2 separate regions of the Mus musculus genome follow, and region 1 is linked to region 2. The links are chromatin contacts, found by POLR2A ChIA-PET in ENCODE. All regions are on one chromosome and are shown on one strand. The core of a region is the stretch at or near the end of the contact, and the rest is flanking DNA. Distances in the headings are between cores, read along the strand shown.

The links. ChIA-PET counts read pairs that join two places held with the same protein, here RNA polymerase II (POLR2A).
Region 1: POLR2A ChIA-PET joins it to region 2 with 15 read pairs in embryonic stem cell. The contact joins the promoter of Tnfaip8l2 here to the promoter of 4930481B07Rik in region 2. POLR2A ChIA-PET finds 5 or more read pairs at or near these places in 3 of 5 experiments (Patski and embryonic stem cell).

Annotation. Positions count from the first base shown.
Region 1 is chr3:95,140,270-95,146,904 of GRCm38, forward strand. It overlaps Tnfaip8l2 (tumor necrosis factor, alpha-induced protein 8-like 2), which reads right to left and starts at 2,085. Exons shown (of 2, transcript NM_027206.3): 1 at 2,046-2,085; 2 at 1-327. The coding sequence starts at 281. It also overlaps the pseudogene Gm9169.
Region 2 is chr3:95,011,873-95,018,677 of GRCm38, forward strand. 4930481B07Rik (a long non-coding RNA gene) reads left to right here and starts at 3,657. Exons shown (of 2, transcript XR_003954670.1): 1 at 3,657-4,405; 2 at 4,769-6,805. It overlaps Zfp687 (zinc finger protein 687), which reads right to left and starts at 3,585. Exons shown (of 9, transcript NM_001357863.1): 1 at 3,448-3,585; 2 at 1-604. The coding sequence starts at 587.

The sequences.
Region 1 (6,635 bases), core at 835-3,334, 130 kb after region 2:
AGCTTCTGACGAAATCGTGTAGCCAGAGCCAGCTCCCCAGGGCCAAAGCAGCCACTGCGGTGCAGCACAGCCACTTTAACCGCTACCTTGATGAGGTCTTTGATCACCCGCTGTGCCTTGGGCCGGCTGTGCGTGTATTCTTTGGACACGCGGTAAAGCTCGTCTAGCACCTCGCTGCTGGTCTCGTCGATAAAGAGATGCGCCACGGACCGACCAGCCATTTTACTCAGCAGCTTCTTCTCCGCTTGTAGTGCCAGACTCTTTGAGCTGAAGGACTCCATGGTGCTTGCGGTCGGTGTGTGATCAGTCACTGGAAGAGGCAACCGGCTAAATGAGAGAAAAGGAGAGAAATGGCTTTTCCTCATCTTCACCGCTCTGCCTGCTTTGTCTTCCCACTCCCCTGGGCCCCTCCATCCTGTAGGCTTTGCTTCTGCTTTTTCCCTTCCGTGCTGTAAACAAGACATTTGTGTCTCCAAAACAGCCGCGAGGAGCAGGGAGAGCCTGGCTGGAGGAGTGTGGGCATGGCTGGAGTCAGGGCAGTGGGCTATGCGGCGGCCGACCGACAGGGAATTTGCACAGCGCCCCTCTGTTTCCAGGCTTGAGATCCAAAGCTCATGTCAGTGGGGGTACCATAAAGTCTTAAAAGAAGTGAGAGATATAGGGTCTCCAGAATCTTAAATAGAACACTTGGCTTTTTTTTTTTTAAAGAACCTACTGTGTGCCAAGTGTTTGATATTAACTGTCTTGGTTTACCAACTTCATATGGGTGACAAGCCCTGTTTTACAGAGAGAAATCTCAGACTGAAGGACTCTTTTTTGTTGTTTTTGTTTTTTCAAGACAAAAGTTTCTCTGTATAACCCTGGCTGTCCTAGAACTCGCTCTGTAGACCAGGGTGGCCTTGAACTGAGATCTGCCTGCCTCTGCCTCCTAAGTGATGGGATTAAAGGCATGTGCCACCACCTCTGGGCAAAGCTAAGAGATCTTAAGCAACTTGGCCTAGTAAGTATGAAAACAGGCTTCAAGGAGTGGGACAACACTCTCAGACAACAGATGCTCACAGTCACCTATAACTTTAGCTCCAGGGAGACCCAACACCTCTGGCCTCTACTCACACATATACATAATAAATAACAGACACAAATTATGAGAAAAAATAGGCTACAAGTCAAATAACCCCTCCACATTCGCCCTCCAACAAGGAGGGCGCTCTTTTGAAGGGTGGCTGCGGCAGCAGGTAGTGGTCTCAGGCTGGCTAGGCTGAGCAGAGCGAGGCCTTCTTGGTGGTATATCCTGTGCCTACGGACAGGGTCTTCTCACCATGGGCCTTGACTGTGCTTCTTCTGGTTGTTTTGCTTCTTACTTCCCCCTCCCCGGCTCTGCAGGATGTGGCTGTGACCGCAATGAAGGAGCAACCTCACCCTCTCCCTCAAATGAAAATAGGAGTCCTCTCAGAGGGAGGACAGCCAGGGGGCTCTCTCCGGCAGCCGAATCACTCCAATGGGAACCTGCCATCTTGATTTGTTTCTGCCTTGCCCTGTGGATCTTTCACACTGGAGATGATTTTTCTATAGGGGCCCGCTTTCCTTCCCTACCTGCCCTCCTCTTACCCAGCTCTCTATTGCTCCCTTTGCCATCTCCAACTAGGTCCCCAGTCCTCCCAGGGTAGCTATGTCACTCGCTCTTTTTGTCCCAGCCTCTACGTGACCCTCATGAATCTCTAGCCTAGCAAAGGTTTCTTTCACTTTGCGTCACTGTACTTCCATGTCCGAAGATACTGTAGATCTCTAAATCTCTAGTCGTTACCCCATGTGCATCTCTGTCCCTCAGCTCTAGACTCAGCCACCATCCCAAGCCAGGTCTCACTCTCAGACAGCCTTGCCCCATCCACTAAATACACTAAAATGGTTCTGGGGAGAGAGGGGGAGACCCAAGAATTCTACAAGCGAGAGTTTCACAAGACAGAAAGAAAGGTGAAGGTGAAAGGGTCAGGATATCCTGTCAGTGTCACCCCGAAACCCACCCTCTGTCATTGCCAGACTCTCACCTGCCGTGTGCTGGGTGCCAGTCTGGCCTTGGATGTTTCTGAGAGCTCACAGAATGGAGAAGCTCCTAAGAGGCCCTTTGGTCTAGCCCCACCCCAGGCCCCGCCTATCTACTCTCCACCTCCGGTTCATCATCACTGTCACCAAGAAGTCCAGTGTCCCAAGAGCCACCTAGAAATAAGACAAAGGTCAAAAGGAATGGAATTCTGTAGGAAGCACCAACTCTGAAGTGGCAAGGACGGATTTACACACCTCCACCTAATAAAAGGTCTGCTTCTTTCTTGCTGCCTAATATTTTTGTGGTACTGAAAACCGTGCAGAGTCCAGATTTTAATGTGAGAGACAGTGAGGGAAGTACTGAAAGATCATCGAGTGGTGTAGTAGAACAGCATTATACAAGCATCTTCAGGCCCTAGAAGGTAAGATTGGCACAGACTGCCCCAGCCAGAGCAGGCAGGAGGTAGGTGCCAAGGTTAGGGCTGCTGAGCCATGCGTGACCAGCAGGTGTCAGCATCGAGCCAAAACGCTGGAGTACAGAGCTTAATAGCTTTAAAGGGCCTGATAAATGAGGGTAGACTCCAATGAGGCAAAACTACACCTTTAATCCCAGCATTCTGGAGGCAGAGACAATCCAATCTTTGAGTTCAAGGCCAGCCTGGTCTACAGAGTGAGCTCCAGGCCAGCCAGGGCTGCATAGTAAAATTCTTGTCTTGGAAAAACCACCCACAACTCCAGCTCCAGGAATTCCAGTGTTCTCTTCTGGCCTCCAGAGTCACCTGAATAAATCAGTACATGAACATACACTTGGGCACACACAGACACACAAATCTTTAAAGGAGTGAATTATATAGCTTTCTTCAGCACAGATTGAGAACCCAAAAAAAGGCCTTAGGATTCAGGGATTTAAAAACTGATTTGGGGGCTTCCAGAGACTGGAGTCAGCGACTCCATGGCTCAGTGACTCACTGATCTTCCAGATGTTCTGACTTTTATTCCCAGCACCTATATCTGGTGGTTCATAACCACTAGTTAGTTCCAGTGGATCTAATACCTTCTGGTCTCCTTGGATACCTACACACATGTAGAATACACATACATACAAACAATAAAAGTCTTTAAAAACATATTTAGTGTGTGCATGTGTGTAGACCAGAGAACAATTTATTTATTTATTTATTTCTCTCTCTCTTTCTTTCTTTCTTTCTTTCGGTTTTTTGAGACAGGGTTTCTCTGTATAGCCCTGACTGTCCTACTGTCCTGGAACTCACTCTGTAGACTAGGCTGGCCTCAAACTCAGAAATCTGCCTGCCTCTGCCTCCCAAGGGCTGGGATTAAAGGTGTGTGCCACCACGCCGGGCTTCAGAGAACAATTTCTGATGTCATCTTCAGGAACCTGGTCTGGTTCACTTTCTTTGAGGCATAGTTTCACTGGCCTGTCTCAGAGTTTCTATTGCCATGATGAACCACCATTCTTGGGGAGGAAAGGGTTTATTTTGCTTACACTTCCGTATTATAATCCATCATTGAAGGAAGTCAGGGCAGGAATTGGTGCAAAGGTCATAGAAGACAATGTTTATCACATTACTTTCTCAGCTTCTTTTCATATGGCACCCAGGACCACCAGCCCACGTGCCCACAGTGATCTGGTCCCTCCCATATTAGCCATCAACCAAAATAAAATAAAGCACCGCACCTGTATGTGGGGGTGCACACTTTTAGACCCAGCATTGGGGAGGTAGAGGAAGGCAGGTCTCTGTGAATTCAAGGTCAGTTTTAGTACTTAGTAAGTAATGAGCCATTGAGAGAACCTATCTCCTGGAACTCGCTCTGTAGACCAAGCTAGCCTCTGCCTCCTGAGTGCTAGGATTAAAGGTGTGTGCCATCATCTTCCTGCTAAACTTTTTTTCTTAAAAGTCCATGGAAATGAGAACTCGGAGGGGGCTCTGCGTTCTGGAGTGGCACTGCTTGGTCCGGTGGCTGGGTGAGGGCTGCTGGTGTCACGTTTGAGGAGAACTGCGAGTGTGTTTGGCATATCCCCGTCGGGATCCCAGCTACGATGAGTGCTGCCCGGGAGTCTCACCCACATGGGGTGATACGTTTAGCCTCCCCTGACGATGATCTTGGATCTAGCAATTGGGAGGCAGCAGACTTAGGCAATGAAGAAAGAAAACAAAAGTTCTTGAGACTTATGGGTGCAGGAAAGAAAGAACACACTGGTCGTCTTGTTATAGGAGATCACAAATCAACATCTCACTTCTGAACAGGGGAAGAAGACAAGAAAATTAATGAAGAGCTGGAGTCTCAGTACCAGCAGAGCATCGACAGCAAACTGACGGTATCGGCGGCACTGCGGACTCGGCTTCAGTGAGGTAGAAGATCATTATGGAGAAGATGATGTGGCTAGAGATGACGATGAAGACGACTCCCCTGATGCTGAGAGTCCAGATGACTCGGACAGTGACTCTGAGTCTGAGAAGGAGGAGTCTGCAGAAGAGCTTCATGCTGCTGAGCATCCTGACGACACAGAAGACCCGAAGAGCAAAAAAGATGCGAAGAGCAATTATAAGATGATGTTTGTCAAGTCCAGTGGCTCCTAACTACCAAACACCTAGTCTTTGTATTAAAAGTAAACCTTATTGTTATAATGCACAGTGGAGGACTGCTTATAGAGCACAGACCTCTGTATTATAATTTTTTTAAAAAGGCCCTTTTAAATAACTACAAAGAGTGTTTGCTTTCAAATGCCGTGGGTTACATTTCTCCAGGCATGACTATAACCATTTTTGTAAAGAGTCCGAGTTGTATAAAATGAGAAATAAATGCTGTACTCAGCTTCCCTTCATATTAGCATCATCTGCCCTCTCCCCGCCGTTTGCCTCTGTAGGTGCATTATGGGGGACACTTGTTTGTTTGTGGCAGCTCCTTCATCTTCATCTTTTGGTTTGTTCCTACTTTGCTCTTACATAATTCATCTGATACTGTGACGTGTTTCCTTGGTTATACTTTGTTAAAGTAGACCTGTCCATCATGGAGTTGGCTGCCACCAGCCCTGCTGCAGACCATCACTGACAGTCCATGCTTGTTTAGTCTTTGCTCGTGGACCAGAGCAAGCACAGGACACTTATGTGTGGACGTGCCCTGTCACATCATTCAAAGGTTGCAAACCCAAAATGTCTTTATATAAGTTGATTTTACTGTATGGTAAAGTTTTTGATAAAATTTGGCCAGTTTTTACAGAAGAAATTATTTCTCTGCTCATTTAGTCCTGTGTATTTAGAAATATGTAAAACTGGATTTTTTAAAAGGTACTATGTGACCAAAGTTCATTTTTTCCTCCTAAGGTCTAAATAAAGAGAAAGCAGTTTCCACCTCCCCCCAAAAAAAAGAGAGAACTCAGCACTTACCCTATAAGATGTCTACCATCTATGGGACCCATCACACCTAGCTAAAACACCAGGCAGGCAAGGCAGGACACACCGTAAGACCAGTGCAGGAGGTAAAGACCAGAGGGTCACATTTGCTGGCCAGCCAGTCTAGAAAAAATAGATTCGCTCCAGATTCAAGGAGAGATCTCAGAAAAACATAAAAGTGGAGGGAGGGACTATGGGAGGGGTTGACCAGGAGACGGGCAGTGAGCAGGATGTAAGGTGAATAAGTATAATAATAATAATAATAATAATAATAATAATAATAGTAACAACGATAATTTTAAAAGATATAAGGTGGAGGAAGACATCCACTCACACGTATGCACACACACACAGTTGTAGTGACCTTTTTGGAATTTTGGTTTCTTTAAAAAACAAATATAAGTTTTGTTTAATCCTAAGTATGGGATATGGAGCTGCTTCAGACTGCAGCAGCTGACTGTGATTTGCCTTGTACTCTAGCAAGGATGTGCTTTTTTGGAATTCTGGGGACTTTTTAGCAGGTATATAAATGCTAGGGCCCTGAAAGGGGTGCTGAGTTGTTGGCTGTTTGCTGTAAGTCAAGATGTGTTAAGTAGTCTTGTGCAAAGAAGAAACAACTAGAATTTAGATATCCTGAAGCAAAGGTCAAATTTGCCCCAAGGCACTTGACACCTCTTGGCAGGACTAGTCTAAGGACTAGTCCTTAGACTGCCCCCTTTCCTCTCCATCCTTTATTCTCTTCTATCTAGTGTTAAGAGGGTGAAAGTGTGCAAAGAGGAAGGAGGGGGAGTCTAGAGAGATGGCTTAGTGCTTAAGAGCACTTACTCCTCTTCTGAAGGTCCCGAATTCAAATCCCAGCAACCACATGGTGACTCACAACCATCTGTAATGAGATCTGTCACTTTCTTTTGGTGCTGTCTAAAGACAGCTACAGTGTACTAAATTAAATAAATGTTTGGGCAAGGGGGGCTGACTGGAGCAAGTCATCTCAGGGATTGGTTGGTTTTGGTTGTCTAGACAGGGTTCCTCTGTGTAGCCCTGGCTATCCTAGAACTCACTCTGAAGACCAGGCTGATCTTGAACTCACAAATATCTTCCTGCCTCTACCTCCGAAGTGCTGGGATTATATTGTGTGCCACCACCACCCAGCTTGGAGGAAGTGCTCTTAACAGCTGATCCATC
Region 2 (6,805 bases), core at 2,407-4,906:
AAAGGAGGTGGGGCCATGTCACCACCCCGAGGTTGGGAAGGTTCTGGAGGTAGGGGATCTGGGTGGTCTCCTGGTTCAGACCCAAAATGAGCAAAGAGGTCCAAGCATGTTTTGCCTTCCACAGCTTTGTCTTTCCAGGCATTCCCACTGGCATGTGCTGAAGAATGGGGGTTTTCTGAGAGAGAGGGCTCAGGACCCCCAAACCCATTCTGCATCAGACAAGACCCCACAGGTCCTTCCTTAGTTATACCCCCAGCCTTGGTCTCTTCCTCTCCTGAATCCCCAGTCAGGCTCTCGGACTGCTCTGGACACACTGTGTTCTTGACAATGACGCTGACTGTAGAAGTATCCGGTGGTTGTGGAAGGCCATGATCAGAGGCCTCAGCTGGACTCTCAGGGTCATTCTCAGCGGCTGCTGCTTCTTCTCTGTCTTTAGAATCTCCTCCTACACTGGGTTCTGGCTTCCCTTGGCCTCCTGGTCCCTCATTTTCTTCTGGCCCAGAGTGAATGGCTTCATTTGCATCAATGTCAGGGATGTCAAAAGCAGCAAGGAGGTCATCGAAATCAGGGGTCTTCATGTCCCCCATAGTGACAGGTCCCAGACCTAATGAAAACAGTAAGAGTAAAGAGAAATTGGGATCCCCATATCTAGACCCTGAACACCCCCTTCTCAATACTCTGCATTTATCCCTCTGTATTTATCCCTCCAACTTGGTACATCTCCACCATATTGTGAATCCTAGAGAGCTGCTTGAAGTATTCAGTGTGCCAAACCCTAAAATCAGGTTAGTGGGAAAACACTAGGTACTGCCAGAGAAAACTAGAAAGAGATTCTTAGAAATACAAAGAAAAGAGAAGCTGAAGGTTCTCAGAGATCATCTCCGTTGAAACCAGATAAACTAACTGTTCCTGTGTCTCACACAGAACCAATTAACCAACAGAATATCAAGGAGGATGGCAGACATACTGCTCTGGGTTTCAGGGCTTGCGTCAGCATGGGATCAGTATTATTCATGAAATATGAATTGGGGGTCCACAGAGATCTGAAAGGCCATTTACACACAAGAGCAGTGATTACGGCTAAAACTTAACTTGCTCTGCCTTTAGCGTTATCACCGTCCTTCAAGCAAGTTACTTCATTGCCTTACTTTTGCTGGTTCAAAGAGTGGACAAGTAACCCATTTATCAAAGTTCTTCCACAAACATGAAATCATATGTGTGAGTGTAAACACAGAATACAATGTACTAATGCAGGCCAAATTAGGACATGAGGTCAAGCAGGAGCGGGCTGCACTGGGAAGGAGGCCACCTAGGGCCACCTAGGGCTAGGGCCAGAGCTAAGAGTCAGAGGTCAGCTAAAGCCATATGTGAAAGATCTGGAGCCTGGCACCCAAAGCCCTAGCACGGTGAGCAAGGAGAAACATTCAAGGTAGAAAGAATTAAGACACAGAAAGAGGTGGAGGGGGGCATAGTCACAAGGGCCCTGGCTGAGTCCTCTCCTGTCACAAACACCTGCGGCTTGCTCACCTTCCCCAGAGTGTCCTCCCTCCTCCACCTTGCTCTCTCAGGGTTAAGACTCCAGGGCACAAGCTGGTCCAACATAGCTTCCACACTGGGAGAAAGCTCCTCCTTTCCACTGACATTTCTGCTCTAAGCTCCTCACACAGTCTACCCTCCAACTCAAACTCCACCTTCTTGGGTAACAGTAGCCTAGAAGTCTCCCCCAACCTTAATCTGGCCCAGGGAGGATTGGGGAGGGGTATTCCCAAAAGACTTATGTGTCACTAAAGCAACAAGGAGGCCAGCTCAGAGACTGTAGGAGACCCAAACTCTATCCTCTATCTGTTCTTAACCATAAGTAATTCTGTATCTAGGAAGACTCAACATAGGGACAAATTCGCTCCCCTTTATACATTCCCTGCCCAGGATGCAAGCCATTTCCCAGGGCCAATTCTCTCACCTCTTTCCAGCCTTCAGACTGTAACTGGAGATAGTCCCAGCAGGTGGCGGCTGGCATTGCCCGGACCAAGGTGGGGGTGGGGGACAAGGGTACCAACTAGAGGAAGAAAGGGTAGTCCTCCTTGTACATTACCCCTCTATTTAATTCTGCACATTCTGGGTTTGAACAAAGCCCTTAGTTTTAACCCAGATGAATCGCTAGGTCCCTCTTCAATTCAGCTCTCCCGGGTCGGGAAGCCTGGGCTACCTTCCCACTCAAGCTCCCAGCAGGGTGGGTCGGTGGAGTACAAACCAATGGGGACTAAGAAAACACCTGCGAACCTACCTCTCCCAACCACCTCCCTCTGGCGTGCAAGTGACTTGGAGGTCATCCGATAGCCACCTGGAGCAGACAGTGGGCCAAACACAGAGGCTTAAGGCCAATGAAGATCCTCCACTCAGCCGCCAGGCCTGTGGAGCTGCCATCTCCCTACCTACTTTCCCCCTCTGTTCTTCAAAAGCAAAGGGGGCTTAACAAGAAAAGGGTGAACAGACACCGGTAGGGTGGGGGCTCCATTGCCCTTTGCCCAAGGCCTACAGCGCAGAGCAAAAGGAAGGGGCCAGAGCACGGCCAGGGGCGATTAGGTTGCGGCCAAGCTGGGCAGCGGGCGGCATTTAAGTCCCTGCCATCTGCCAGGGACTGGCGCGGAAAGTAAGTCCGGGGTTTCGGGTAGGGGACAAGAAGTACATTTAAAAACTAAAGGGTAAACTGAGGCGAGTGGTGCTTCTTTCACTTTCACCGGCTAAGAACTCAAGGGAGGGCCTCGGTGAGGCCAGGCCCTTAGGATCTGCGGCGCTGCACATTGGGGGCCAGGACTCCCCGGCAGTGGGGAGTGGCGCGAGGGGAGTGGAGACACAAGAGGGGGCGGTCCCTGCGTGATTCTAAGCTCTGCAGCCAGGTCAGTCCAGACTCGAACCTGGTCCCCTTCATCTCTGCGCGCCGGGCAGCTTGCCCTGTCTCTGACCCCCAGAGGCTCTCCCCAGACCCGAGTGACTGCAAGGAGCTCGCCAGGATCGAGGCGCTAGCCTGAGTCCTGCCTGGGTCCGGACGCTGACCAGCACCCGGTCGGGATGCAGGCTCCTCTCCTGCTGGGCCCAATTCCCCCGCCCCCACCGCCCGGCACGGACACCATTTTAGGTCGCGACATCCCGCAGCCTCGAGTCCCCCGGCCGCACTCTGACTGCCTCTCAGTCTAAGAGCGCCAGGACTTAGGGGTCCAGGAACCCCCTCCCACGTTACCAGGCTAGGGGGCCGTGCTTCCAGCAAACTGGAGTTCCCACCGGTGGTCCTCGAAGAAGAAGGCGGCGACCCGGCCAGGCCAGCAGCCGCCCCAGGGGGCGGCGGCACGGAGAAGGGGGTAGTTGACCAAGTGGGGGAGGGGCAGGGGTATTTACCCGCCCCCCCGGGGGGCGGAGCCAGGGGCGGGTATTTGCCGCGAGCGTGCTTACTTGTTCCGATCCTGGTGCGGGCTGAGACCCTACGGCCTCCTCCCGGTTCCAGCCGCCACCGCCGCTACCGCCGCCGCCGCCCTCCCCGCGGCCGCCGCTACTTCCTGCTTCTCTCCGCTTCGGCCTCCCCTCTCCCTCAGCTCCCTCCGTGCTCCTAGTCCGGGCTGCCCGCTTTCATACTCGCCATTGGCTAATGGACCTGTCATTCAACTGTGAGCCCCACCCAGTCCCGTATGGGATTGGCCCTCCATACCCCGCTCGGAACTGGCCCCTCATAGTCTTCTCATCACTATTGGACAAAGGGCCTGGGCCCTGTGGAGAAGGTTCTCCCCATTGGCTGCTCCGGAGTCCACCTGCCCTGTCTGAGCAGCCCGAAAGCCATTGGCCGCCGCCGCTGTCGCTTAGCAAGAAGCCAGCCTTAGTCTTCGCTTTGGGTTGCGAGGGGTGACTAGCTAGCTCAGAAGCGTAGCCATCCTCTCTCCATTGGTCGCTCGAAGCTGGACACTGTGCCTCACATCTACAAACTTAGGAACTCTAGCTGTATGGCGGCGCGTCTAGGGGAACCTCGTCGGCTCCGTGTGGAACCTGGGTGTTTTAAGTGTTCGTGCCGTTTCCTCAGGCTAAGCCGCGCTCGAACGGATGCGGTGCTGGGGGTCACAAAATGAGGTGCCACCCCCAAACATTACGTCATCGGGGTGACCATTGCCTGGGGTTCCTCGCAGTCTAAACTGCTTTATAATCCGGATGGATGCGGTTCTGGCGTCCGCCTGCCTCTGGGCGTACGCACCACGCACGGCCCCTCCCTCTGCGGGAGAGCTGGACAGACTTTGGGATTCCGAGTGTAAAAGAAACCGGAACCACCGAGACCTGAGACCTGGGACACGCTGCGACCGGAAGTGGGGGAGGTGACGTTGGGAAGTGCTGGCGTGGCCTGGGCCACAACCAAGGAGAGCTTAAGGTAGTATGCTGATAGGCTTCTTACGCGAGAGAAGGAGGGAGCCCAGATCTATTTCCCATTTAAGAGAGCTCCCTTTTCTCCGCCCCTGACGGGAGCTGGCATTACTGTTCCCGTTGAGCTTTCCCGCGCTTTGCTGCCCCGCCCCTTGGAGGTGGGAAAAGGGGCGGAGTCGCCAGGGAGACGAATTGCCTTGACACTCACCCACCTGCGCTGGCTCAGGTTTTTGCTGGATCCATCTGCAGGCCCAGTGTGCCACCTGGCGCGCTCTCTACCCTGGCCCCGCGCCGCCGCCGCCCACCGCGACCGCAGCCGTTTCAAATGACAAGGGTTTTTAAATTTCTGTTTTATTTTCACTTTTTGCAGTGTTCGGAGTGGAACCTAGTGCTTCACCCAGTCCAAGCAAGCAGCCCACCGACATAGCAGCTTGGCGAGTGTTTTTGTTTTGTTTTGGCGATACTGATTATTGGACGTTGGGAGTCGCACACGCTTGGCAGGTGCACTCGTAACACTGAAGCTACTCTATACCCTATCACTTTTTGGGACAGGGTTTCCACTAAGTTGTCCTGCCTGCCTAGTAACTAGGGCTACACTGTTGCGCCATCAGGCCCAGGTTTGGGTAAAGCTTTTAAAAGAAGGCTCTGTTACCTCCCCTTGGACTCCCATAGCAGTGGATCCAAAAAATTCAGGCTTATGTATGGGAGGAATCTTGGAACCACTACATTCCACATGATGACATCAGACAAATCGTTCTACCTCCCTAAACCTATTGTCTCATGAATAAAATGGTAACTATAATATCCACCTGCCAAGATTATTTTTGTGAGCATGAAAAGCTTAGAAGGCAGAGTGCTATTTATATAGCGATAGCAAACAACGGGATAAATGCAGCCCCTACCTTTGCCTCATCTGCCATATTTCTCAGAGGTGCTGCAGCTCACAGAACTCTTTCTGAATAACGAGAGTTCTTTACTGGAGAGCTGAGGCTGTGGCTCCGTTGGTAGATTATATTTTACAAACTTGGGTTCGGGTTTTATGCTCATAATCCCAGCACTTGGAAGGTGGCGGCAGGAGTACCAAGTTCAAAGCTACTTTTGGCTCCATAGGGAGTCTGATTTCCACCCGGAATACATGAAACTCTTGAGTCCAACAAGGGAGAAAAAACCCTACTGAATATATTCCATTCCCATATTTTCCTCTGGGTCTTTCTATAGGTTTAATAATTACTATTCATATACATGTATTGTGATTAGAGCTTTATGTTCTCATTAATCCTTACAACTCTAGAGGAAAGTATTAGTATGGTCATTTTATAGAGAAGGAAACAAGCACAGGCAGGCTAGATTAACTGATTTACACAAAGTCAGAAGCAATGAAGTTAAAATTTTGAGAATTCAAAAGAGTAAGTGGTGAATTACAGATTCCCTTGCCAAGAGAATTCTGTATAGAAATTTGTTCTTCAATTAGATGTACTAGTCATTTGTTTAAGAAATATTTTTCAAACTAGATGTAGTGGAAGAAATCTTGTAATCCTAACACCTGGGAGGTGGAGGCAGAAGGAGCAAGAGTTCAAGGCCAGTCTCAGGTACATAGCAAGTTCCAAACTGTACTAGTTACTTTTCTATTGCTGTGGTAAAAACACCATGACTGTGGCAACTTAGAGAGGGTTTACTTGGGCTTACAGTTCCAGTGGGTGGCAGGCTTCTACATTTTTTTTAAGATTGATTTATTTATTTTATGTATATGGGTACACTATAGCTGTACAAATGGTTGTGAGCCTTCATGTGGTTGTTGGGAATTGAATTTTAGGACTTCTGCTCGCTCCGGTCAACTCCGCTTGCTCAGTCCCTGCTCGCTCCGGCCCAAAGATTTATTATTATATATAAGTAGACTGTAGCTGTCTTCTGACACACCTGAAGAGGGCATCAGGTCTCGTTATGGGTGGTTGTGAGCTACCATGTGGTTGCTGGGATTTGAACTCAGGACCTTCGGAAAGTAGTCAGTGCTCTTAACCACTGAGCCATCTCGCCAGCCCAGAGAGCTCACATCTTGAACTGAAAGCAAAAAGCAGGGAGGAAACTGGGAAAGGTGTGAGTCTTTAAACCTCAAAGCCTACCCTGGTGACATACGTCATCTAGCAAGAACACACTTCCTTAGCCTCCTAAACATTTCCATCAGTTGGATTCAAGTGCCTAAGGCTATGGGGGATAATTCATTCAAACCACCACACAGACCAGCCTATGCAAGTGAGACACCCTGACCAAATGAGGGGAGTGTGAGGAAAAATATTTTAATTCAGGTAATATTTAATAAGCACCATCTGTGATTTAAGCACTATTTTTGGCTGGGAAAAATTTCAAACCAGGGACATTTTTAAATTCAAAAACTAAATTTCAAAGCAGG